Regions from separate parts of the Homo sapiens genome. Here region 1 is linked to region 2. A link is an interaction called in ENCODE POLR2A ChIA-PET data of the cell type or tissue named here. Cell type or tissue: Panc1. All regions are shown on one strand. Each heading gives the region's core, and the rest is flanking DNA. Links, peaks and the distances in the headings are about the cores only.

Region 1 (5,374 bases), core at 254-5,253, 130 kb before region 2:
AATGTAAGTAAGTGTTTAGCATAGTAGCGGAAACATAGTAAAAACAGGAAATTGTTGGGCTGGGCGTGGTGGTTCACGCCTGTAATCCCAGCACTTTGGGAGGCCAAGGCAGGCGGATCACGAGGTTAGGAGACTGAGATCATCCTGGCTAACACAGTGAAACCCCTCCTCTACTAAAAATACAAAAAAATTAGCCAGGCGTGGTGGCGGGCGCCTGTAGTCCCAGCTACTCGGGAGACTGAGGCAGGAGAATGGTGTGAACCCGGGAGGCAGAGCTTGCAGTGAGCAGAGATCATGCCACTGCACTCCAGCCTGGGCAACAGAGCAAGACTCTGTCTAAAAACAAAACAAAAAGAAATTAAGTCAATGCCCGAAACATTGGAAGGAAGACTCAGCATGACTTGGTAGTTGTCTGAATGTAAAGAGAGTCCAGATGACTCTTATTTTCAAGTTTGTGTTACAGGCAGTCCAAAGAGACCTAATTTGAAATTTTAAAAATCGATTTGGTTTTCGATATGTTGAATTTGAGGTAATAATAAGTATCTGATAGGCTATTGGAGATTTGATTCTGGAAGTTCAGGAAGAATGTAAGATTTGGAAATCAACGGCAAAGGTAATGGGAAGTACTAAAGACTGTTCAGATTGAAAAGTCTTCAGATCTGAACCTTGCTGTAAATTTGCATTTAAATATGGGCCAGGTATTGTTTTATTAAACAACGAAGAAAGAATTATCTAAGAAGTAGAACTAGGAGGATTGGTTTATAGAAGACAAAAGGGGTTGGGTTTGATGGCACATGCCTATAATCTCAGCACTTTGCAAGGCCGAGGTGGGCAGATCACTTGAGCTCAGGAGTTCAAGACCAGCCTGGCCAACATGGTGAAACCCCATCTCTACCAAAACCACAAAAATATAGCTGGGTGTGGTGGCATGCACCTGTAATCCCAGCTACTTGGGAGGCTGAGGAACGAGAATCACTTTAACCTGGGAGGTGGAGGTTACAGTGAGCCAAGATCAGCCACTGCATTCCAGCCTGGGTGACAGAGCGAAACTGTCTTAAATGTCTCAAAAAAAAAAGCCAAAGGGAAAAGAGGAGTTGAATAGGAAAGGATGACTGCTGATAGTGTTGGATGATTCCAATATTATAAGTTAAAAATGATAACTGCTTCACACACTTCAAATGTTATTAGAAAAAAGATTTCTGGTGGTTAAGAAACAATGAAGGAGAGAGTGGAGAGAGAATTTTAAGAGTCCATTTGTTAAGGAATTTTGGTGTCGAGGCTGGGTGTGGTGGCTCACGCCTGTAATCCTAGCACTTTGGGAGGCCTAGGCGAGCAGATCACTTAAGCTCAGGAGTTCGAGACCAGCCTGGGCAACATGGCGAAACCCCATCTCTACTAAAAAATACAAAAATTAGCCAAGCATAGTGGCGCATGCCTGTAATCCCAGCTACTCGAGAGGCTGAGGCACGAGAATCGCTTGAACCCAGGAGGCGGAGGTTGCAGTGAGCCGAGATCGTGCCACTGCACTCCAGCCTGGGTGACAGAGCGAGACTCTGTCTCAAAAAAAAAAAAAAGAAGAATTTGGTGTTGAAAAAAGAAAGAGAGGACTATCTGACGTCCTTGGATTGACATGCAGTGATAGCCTCTGCTTTCTGGTACCCTGATATTCCACCTCTCACCCATACCCCCAGTTATGGGGTTCTCAAAGACTTCAGTCTCTGTGGAGCTGAGCAACACCACTCAAGCTCCTACAGCAACTGCCACTGTTTTTAACAGCTTTATTGAAATATAATTGACATACCATACATTTTGCCATTTAAAGTATACAATTCAATTGTTTTAGTATATTCACAGTTGTGCAACTATGACTGTAGTCTAATTTTGGAACATTTCATCATTCCCAAAAGAAACCCCACACCCATTAGCAGGCACTCCCCATCTCTCTGCCTCTCCAGCCTCTGGCAGCCACTGATCTACTTTTTGTCTCTATAGATTTGCCTTGTCTGGACATATCATGTAAATGGAATGAAACAATATGTGACCTTCTGTGTTTCTTCTTTCACCTAGCATGTTTTCAAGGTTCATCCATGTTGGAGCATTTATCAGGACTTCATTCCCTTTTATTGCTCAATAATAATTCATTGTGTGTACCACCTTTTATTTATCCCTTCTTCTGTTGATGAACATTTTGGTTGCTCCTAGTTTTTGACTATCATGAATAATGCTACTAGGAATACTCATATACAAGCTTCTGTGTGGATGTTTTTTGTTTCTCGTAGGTATATACCTAGAAGCAGAATTGCTGGGGTCAAATAGTAACTCTTTAACTTTTTGAGAAACTGCCAGAACTCTTTTCCAAAGTGGTTGCACCATTTTACAGTGCCCTCAGCAATGTGTGAGGGTTCCAATTTCTACACATCATTGTCAACATGTGTGATTGCCTGCCTTTTTTTATTTTAGCCATTCTAGTGGGGTCAAGTAGTATCTCACTTTAGTTTTGATTTGTACTGCCTAATGATTAATGATGTTAAGCATTTGTTTATATAAGTACTTGTTGACCATTTGTGTGTCTTCTTTGGGGAAATGTTTATTCAAATCCTTTGCCCAGCCAGGCATGGTGGCTCATGCCTGTAATCCCAGCACTTTGGGAAGCCGAAGCAGGAGGATCACTTGAGCTCAGGAGTTTTGGACCAGCCTGGGCAACAGAGTGAGACCCCCATCTCTACAAATAATACACACACACACACACACACACACACACACACACACACAATCCTTTGCTCGTTTTTATTTATTTACTTATTTATTTTTTTGAGACAGGTTCTCACTCTGTCACCCAGGCTGGAGTGCAGGGGTGCGATCTCAGCTCACTGCAACCTCTGCCTCCCAGGTTCAAGCACCTCTTGTGCCTTAGCCTCCCGAGTAGCTGGGATTACAGGTGTGCACCATCACACCCAGCTAATTTTTGTATTTTTTTGGTAGAGACAGGTTTTGCCATGTTGGCCAGGCTGGTCTCGAACTCCTGACCTGAAGTGATCTGCCTGCCTTGGCCTCCCAAAGCTCTGGGATTACAGGTGTGAGCCACCATGCCTGGCCCCCTTTGCCCATTTAAAAATTGGATTGTCTTTTTATTACTGAGTTGTAAGTGTTTTTAAATATATTCTGGATAGAAATCCCTTATCAGATATATGATCTGCAAATTTTCTCACATTCTGTGGGTTTTCTTTTGACTATCTTGATTGTGTCCTTTGAAGAACAAAAGTTTTAAATTTTTATGAAGTCAGTTTATGTTTTTTTTTTTATTTTTTCATTTTGCCAGCAGGAAGTCAAAGTTTTTCTGTTTTTTTCTTTTGTCACTTGTATTTTTGATATCATGTCTAAGAATGTGTTGCCTAACCCTAGGTTATGAAGAATTACTTCTTTGTTGCCTAAGCTTCTTTTTTTTAGATATGGAGTGTCACTCCTGTTGCTCAGTCTGGAGTGCAATGGTGCAATCTCGGCTCACTGAAACCTCCACCTCCTGAGTTCAAGTGATTCTCCTGCCTCAGCCTCCCGAATAGCTGGGGTTACAGGTGCCCACCACCACACCCCGCTAATTTTTGTATTTTTAGTAGAGACAAGGTTTCACCATGTTGGCCAGGCTGGTCTTGAACTCCTGACCTCAGGTGATCTGCCCGCTTCGGCCCCCCAAAGTGCTAGGATTACAGGCATTAGCCACCGCTCCCGGCCGCCTAAGCTTCTTTTTGATAGATTTTTTTTTTTTTCACATGGAAAACAGTCTTCTCTTTCAAGCCTATTGAGTCAAGTCTACCCACCACTTATTCTGATTTACACACAAGGAGCTTCTCTTTTTTTTTTTTTTTTTTTTGAGACGGAGTCTCTTGCTCTGTAGCCCAGGCTGGAGTGCAGTGGCGCCATCTTGGCTCACTGCAAGCTCTGCCTCCTGGGTTCACGCCATTCTCCTGCCTCAGCTTGCTGAGTAGCTGGGACTCCAGGCGTCCACCACCACGCCCGGCTAATTTTTTTTGTATTTTTAGTAGAGACGGAGTTTCACTGTGTTAGCCAGGATGGTCTCAATCTCCTGACCTCGTGATCTGCCCGCCTCGGCCTCTCAAAGTGCTGGGATTACAGGCATGAGCCACCGTGCCCGGCCAAGCATCTCTTTTTAGATTATTCTTGTTCAACAAGACTTCCATATGCCAAGCATAAGACACCTTCTATATGCCAAGCAGTATGCTAGGTTTTATGGGAAATACAAAATTAAAATGATATTCTTATATACTGGATAATGGAGATGTACAGATGACTATAACTCCGACTTTGCAGTCTAGAAGAGATGTTAAGGCAGATATGCAAAAAAGAACAATAACCATGTTAAGTGACATGATTTACTTAATCAAAACTTCTCAGGGACCGATGCTATTGCTGATGAAGTTTGCCATCAATATGCAATGCAATGAGAAAGTACAGTATGCTTTTTCTTATAAAATGATGATCATCAAAGTAAAGTTTTTTGTAATGATCCTACTTGACAATATAAGAAGTTGGCAATCCAATATTGATCCCCGTTTTTTGTGGAAGTTGTTTTCTTGTCTGTAAAATCAACAACCTGCAACCACTGGTTCGGAGAACAGATTATTTCTGGCTCTGGGGTAATCAGAGAAGACTTGATGGAGGAGTTGCTCTGGGTCTGGTAGGTTTGGATAATTTTGAACAGGGCCAAGTGTAACAGGAAGGAGAGTCTGAATGAACAAATACAACAGAGTGGAAATGAGTTTCTGAAACATGTTTCAAGGACTGCATGATGGGAAGGCAAGGTTGAGTGGAGTAGAGTAGACAGCCAAGGCTGGGCACGGTGGCTCACACCTGTAATCCCAGCACTTTGGGAGGCTGAGGCGGGTGGATCACCTGAGGTCAGGAGTTCAAAACAAGCCTGGCCAACATGGCAAAACCCCGTCTCTTCTAAAAGTAAAAAACTTAGCCGGGGCATGGTGGCAGGTGCCTGTAATCCCAGCTACTCGGGAGGCTGAGACAGGAGAATCACTTGATCCTGGGAGACAGAGGTTGCAGTGAGCCAAGATCGCGCCACTGCACTCCAGCCTGGATGACAAGAGTGAAACTCAAAAAAAAAAAAAAAAAAAAAAGAATAGACAGCCGAGATGGATGACCTCTAAAGCCAAAATGAGGAGGCTCAACTTGATTCTCTGGGTAATGAGAAACCATTAAAAGGGGCAGGAGGAGTGGCATGTTGAAGAAAGGTGGTGCTTTAGGGAGATGAATCTGGTAGTACTAAAAAGTAAATTGCAAGTGGGGAGACTAGTTAGGTGGCCGAGGTTTATAATGTAACAGTATTTGTGTTTTGTTTCTGGCTGGA
Region 2 (5,374 bases), core at 303-5,302:
GAGACATATTTTGGGTCTAGGGTTCCCACCTATTACTTACACTGAGCAACCCACCACAAGGGCCTCCTGAGTGGCCAAAGACCCTGCTGAGATGACACTGGGCCATGGGGTAGAGGGCCTTGCAGGCAAAGGTGCCACTCCGCAGCAGGTGCAGTGGAGGCCGAGGCTTGGCCATGAGGAGCACATCAGTGAAGAGGAAGAACATGCGGGGCCGAGGCTCCCCATGGGGAGGCACCACTAACAGCCAGCCCTGGCGTAGGAACCAGCGCCCTGGGGGATGGGAGCGCTGTTATTCTGGTGCAGCTTCAAGATACATGGGAATAAGAGGAAAGGGAGGCTGAGAAAATAGGGGTTATGTGCTGGGTCAGTACAGGAAGAAGGGTGAGTAAGAAAAGAGCAGCTGGTCGGCATTTGGAGTTAGATAAAAATAAAAGATGGGGCAGTTGAGGATTGAAGGGGAAGTAGGCAAGCTACCTGAGGTCAGCCCCTTTGCCTGGCGTCCACTGAGCAGAGCCTGGACACGCCGAAGGTGCTGGTCATTCTTCTGTTTCTGACCAATAGTATGGACTCTCTGGGCAGTCTCACTTATCAGTCGGGCAGCCCCTGGAATAACATCTCCCACCTTACTCCCCATACAACTTTGACTTTGGGTGCCATGGTTGTGAAAGAGGTTATTCTGGAAGGGACCAGGGTCAGGGTCTGACTTCTTGAAGAAAAGGCAGAGCAGTAGGGACACTGTATACATGTCAGTGGAAGATAGGGTCATACCAGACATTGTTGGAGGTCAGAATCAGAAAGGAATACAGGAGAGGAAGCCTCCAGCCTGCGTTGCCGAGGAGCAAGAACCTACGTGTGAGCTGTTGATGGTCAGGGCTGTTGGGACCTGTGTTTTCAGCCAAAGCTACGACGAGATTCTCATACCTGGAATTCAACAGTGGGAAGTCTGAGGGGAAGCAGAGCCAGGCAGAATTCCCCCTGCCTGATGTGCAGATCACCCTCTACCCATACTTCAATTGAAGGCCAGGAAAGATCTGCTTCTGGCTACTGTATCCCCTTCTTTCATGTAGGACTCAGAACCAGGCTCACACCACACAGCCCTCTTCCATCCCACACTGAAGAGTCACTGGCAGACTAGCCATACTTCAGGAGGCCAGATTGGAAGATGAAAGTTTATCAACCCAAGGAGGATGCTACAGACAGCCTGACTATAGCCCTTAACTCAGGCTTAACCCAGAGACAGAAATTCTAACCCAGGCCAGCCCCGCATCTGAAACTTTTCCAGAAACCGTGCCTCAGGCCCTAGTACAGGCCCCCTCACTTCAATTTAAAGTTCCACAGTTCCAGCTGAGGGCCTCAGGCTGCAGACCCTGGGTACTCCAATGGGTTCACATTTACTCTTGCAAAAGGTTTTTAGAAGCAATTTGGCTCAGGGTCGAGGCAAGAGTTTGGGATCGACCCCAAGGCATCCCACAAAGCTGAGGGCAGCAGTCATACAAACTAAAAGAGAGAGGCGGCTGGAATCAAGAGTTCACTCACTGCTGGAGCCGTTGCAGAGGCAGAGGGAGCAGGTCCTGGAGCTGAAGGCCCCCAAACTCAGGGCGGCCTTCCTGAAGCCGTACAAACCTCCGGAAACCTTTATTTTTCTTTAGCTGCTCCTGGAGTGAGGGAGAAAGGATTGGAAGCAGGGAGAGAAGCCACTCCTTATATTGCATTCATCTGTATCCACATTCCCAGCCTTCAGTAAGCTGTGCTCCTGAGAGAAACTCTCGTTTCTCTACAAGGAACTTACCACAGAGCTGAGCACCCAGAGGGCTCTATAAATGCAGGAAATGTATGAAGTTTGGGTCTCCAGATGAAGGGGAAAGGTAAGGGGCAAGATTTGAGGTCATCTCCAGGTTACCTGCAGGGTGGTCTGGGACCTCTCTGAGTTGGCAGCAAATTGGTTATAGAGCTCCAAGTGGCGGCAGAAGCCCTCCAGCCCTTGGCCCCAGCATCCTCCTTCCAGGTAGGGAAGCAGCTCCCTGTGTGGGCAAGGACAGCAAAAGGGCAGCTCTAGAACCACTCAAGCACCACCTCATTTAGTTTTCATGAGAATAGCACTAATAGTAGTGCTATTACCCCATTGTACAGATGGAGAACAAGGGCATGCTAAGGCCCTGGGCCAAGGCCACAGGTGAGCTAACTGGCGGACTCCAAATAGAACCTAAGTCTGACTCCAAGCTCTGTGCACGGCCACAGGCCAGGACTCTCCCTCCTTTCCTCTCCCTGTGCCCCTTCCACTCACTGGCTGGCGCCGTAGATGAGCTCCCAGGAGCCAAACAGGGCCTGGCGCTCAGGTGGTCGCAGGGTCCCCTTGGCTTTCAGGATCCCCAAAAAGTACTGCGGAAGGAGAGAACATTGGTTCTTAGCCTAGAGGAAGAGAAGGCTAACGCCAAGCGCCCCCAGAAACCGCAGAAGTCTGCCCAGGCTCCCTACATGCTCCGGGTTACCGACCTCGCAGAGACCCTCCCACACCCTGGGGTCCCTGTCCTATAATGGGAGCGTGTGCCAGGTCCCCCACCGTGGCCACCAGCCCCAGCTGTTCTTGGTAGCGCCGCTCGGTCTCTAGCAGCTCCCGGGCGGTGCAGGCGCGTTTCCGCTCCCAGCGGGCACGCTGCTCTTGCACCGGGCACCGCGAACCGGGGCAGGAGAGCTCCATGCCCTGGCTGAGGGATCGACACTTCCGGCTGCAGTCCGCGGCAGATTCAAATCCCAACCGCTCGCGGGCGGGAGCCGCGGAGGCGGGGCCGGGGAGGGCAGCGCGCAGGAAGGAGCATGCGCGGCGAGCGGCCGGACCGCGCAGGGTCTCTTCTGTCCAGCCCCACCGCCAGAGCGGCGCTTTAGGTGCGCGGCGCCGGCCAAGGCAGGGCAGGGCAGGGCAAGGTTGGGGGCAGGTGTGGAGCCCTCCTCTGAGTGGCACTATGTTGGAGCAGCAGCCTGAACTTTGAGTCAGGAGACGGGCTGCAGATGCTGGCAGGAACTTAATGTCCTATCTGGAGAATTGGGACGGGGGGCGGTCATTACAGTACACATTCTGTCCTGGGCCCATGCCAAATGCCAGGGGGTCAGTTGTTCCCAGAATTGGCTAGGAAAAGGTATAGCCATTTGAAGGAATGATATGAAAGTATTAAAAATGGTGTTGTAAAGAAGCTATCGATATGGGAAAACGCACATAGTAAGTATATTGCTGAGAGGAAAAAAAGCAGGCTACAAAGGTGTATAATATAATCCCCTTTGTATAAAACATATATAAAATGTTGGAAGGCAAAACAATCAAAAGTTAACTCTGTTGCCAGGCACGGGAGCTCACACCTGTAATTCCAGCACTTTGGGAGGCAGAGGCAGGAGGATCACCTGAGCCCAGGAGTTCGAGACTCCATCTCTCCAAAAAAAAAATAAATAAATAAAAAATAAAAATAAAAAGTTAACTGTGGTTTTTATCTCCGGGTAATGGAATTGAAGATAATGTGTTTAACAAATGTGTATTAAGTACCTAATCTGTATCTGTGCCAGGCACTGGATCACTGAAGCTAAAGGGATGAATGGGACAAACAGGGTGATTTTAAAAATTCTCTTATACTTCTGCCTTTCCCAAGTTTTCTACATTAAGCATGCATTACTTTGTAGTTAGAAAAAAAAAGTTATTAAAAAAAACAAAATGTCAGAAACTTTAGGCTCCCTCCCTACTGTTTTGGACTCCTAGGAATCTGGGCCGCAAGCCAAGAACCAGAGGATTGTCAGGGTTCTGAGGTCTCTACCACCTCCCCACCAGCTCTGACATTCTAAGAATTCTAAGAAAGGAATAATGCTGGGCTTAGACCAGGGAGGAATAACTTGAAGGGCTTGGATGAAGGAAGGGGAGAGTTTGGATCAGACTGTACCTTGGGCTTATGTCCCAAGGAAACTGGTGGTGATACCAGATAGGTAAAGGACTGGTTACACTGTCTCAAGTGAATGTGGGACAGTCCACACACTAAGAGCTCAAACATGGAAGAGGACAGATAATCCCATGGTAATTGGTGTCACTGTGAGCCCAGGTGATGAGAGTAGACCACAACACCTGGGGTGCAGTTGGTGATGGGTGTGTTTGTGAATGCTGCCAGTGTGTGTTAGTGCTTTGGGTGGGTGGAAGAGGGGTGGGGAATAGAGCCTCCTGTGAGCATCGGTTGGGGAATCATTCAACTCTAGAAGAGGAAGAGGGCAAAGCCGAGAAGACACACTGAAAACAGTTGGTGACAACTAATTCCCTGGGGACCGAGTCTCCCACAGAGCAAGTCAGGCACACCATACTCTACCTGGAACAGCTGCTAAACTCCGCTCCCACAGCCAAAGATAGGAGGGGCCAACAGGAGGAGGTTCAGAGGATAGTCAATAACCCCTTTATTCTTTAATTATCCTCAAATTTTGCTTTCAATCCGATGGATGCTGGAGAAGCACTAGGGATGCTTTGAACAACAATCATCAGTCATTCAACAAAATTAGGCTGGGCATGGTGGCTCACGCCTGTAATCCCAGCACTTTGGGAGGCTGAGGCAGGCGGATCACCTGAGGTCGGGAGTTACAGTTACAATGGCTGTGTGCTTCTTTATGTGTTGTCAGAGACCAGCCTGACCAATGTGGTGAAACCCCGTCTCTACTAAAAATACAAAATTAGCCGGGCATGGTGGCACGTGCCTGTAATCCCAGCTACTTGGGAGGCTGAGGCAGGAGAATCGCTTGAACCCAGGAGGCAGAGGTTGCAGTGAGCCGAGATCATGCCATCGCACTCCAGCCTGGGCAATAAGAGCGGAACTCTGTCTCAAAAAAAAAAAAAAATTAAATGCCAATCATGTGCCAGGTCCTGTGCTAGGCATGAAGATGAAATGGTGGGCAAGAGACATATGACCCCTGCCCACAGGGAGCTTACACTCCAGCATGGCAGATACAGTAAGGAGTCACCATAAAATGAGGAAACATTACAAGAGACATGTAGTCTTCTACACAAGCATGCAGTGAAGGGACTGATCCTAGTGTAGGAGTCAGGGAAGGCTTCTTCTCAAAGAAGTGATATGTGAACTGATGACCTGAAGGATGAATAAAACCTGGCTAGGCAGAGCTGGGCGCTGGCAGCAAGGGAAGTGGAAAAAAGAGTCAAACAGCATGGACAAAGGCTTGGACACACACATATGCAAGCATACGATGAATTTAAGGAACTGCTAGAAGTTCTGTAAGATGAGAGCATAGACTGCAAGGGAGAGAGTGATGACAAAGGAGACTGGAGAGGTAGACAGAGGCCAAACTTAGAAGGAATTTATATCAGTAAAATTGTGATATAAGTAATAATAAATTCAAAGTG

What was found. ChIA-PET counts read pairs that join two places held together with the same protein. Peaks named below come from ENCODE experiments on the same cell type or tissue, not always from the same donor. Only the 100,000 strongest peaks of a DNase experiment are listed, where the experiment ranks them.
Region 1: POLR2A ChIA-PET joins it to region 2 with 8 read pairs; 2 of 35 experiments call an interaction of 5 or more read pairs at or near these places.

Annotation. Positions count from the first base shown.
Region 1 is chr9:35,531,687-35,537,060 of GRCh38, forward strand. All of the region lies in intron 1 of RUSC2 (RUN and SH3 domain containing 2), which reads left to right. Among named protein-coding and RNA genes, the nearest start is that of CIMIP2B, 30 kb to the right of the region's middle. In Panc1, for the core only: no CTCF peak of the experiment used is centred there; no DNase peak of the experiment used is centred there; H3K27ac peaks cover 1,547 bases.
Region 2 is chr9:35,662,472-35,667,845 of GRCh38, forward strand. ARHGEF39 (Rho guanine nucleotide exchange factor 39) reads right to left here and starts at 2,724. Exons shown (of 9, transcript NM_032818.3): 1 at 2,561-2,724; 2 at 2,285-2,379; 3 at 1,901-2,021; 4 at 1,537-1,655; 5 at 851-921; 6 at 475-603; 7 at 41-270. The coding sequence starts at 2,698. RefSeq lists an enhancer at 2,513-2,592 and a silencer at 2,743-2,892. In Panc1, for the core only: no CTCF peak of the experiment used is centred there; no DNase peak of the experiment used is centred there; H3K4me3 peaks cover 2,555 bases; H3K27ac peaks cover 4,098 bases.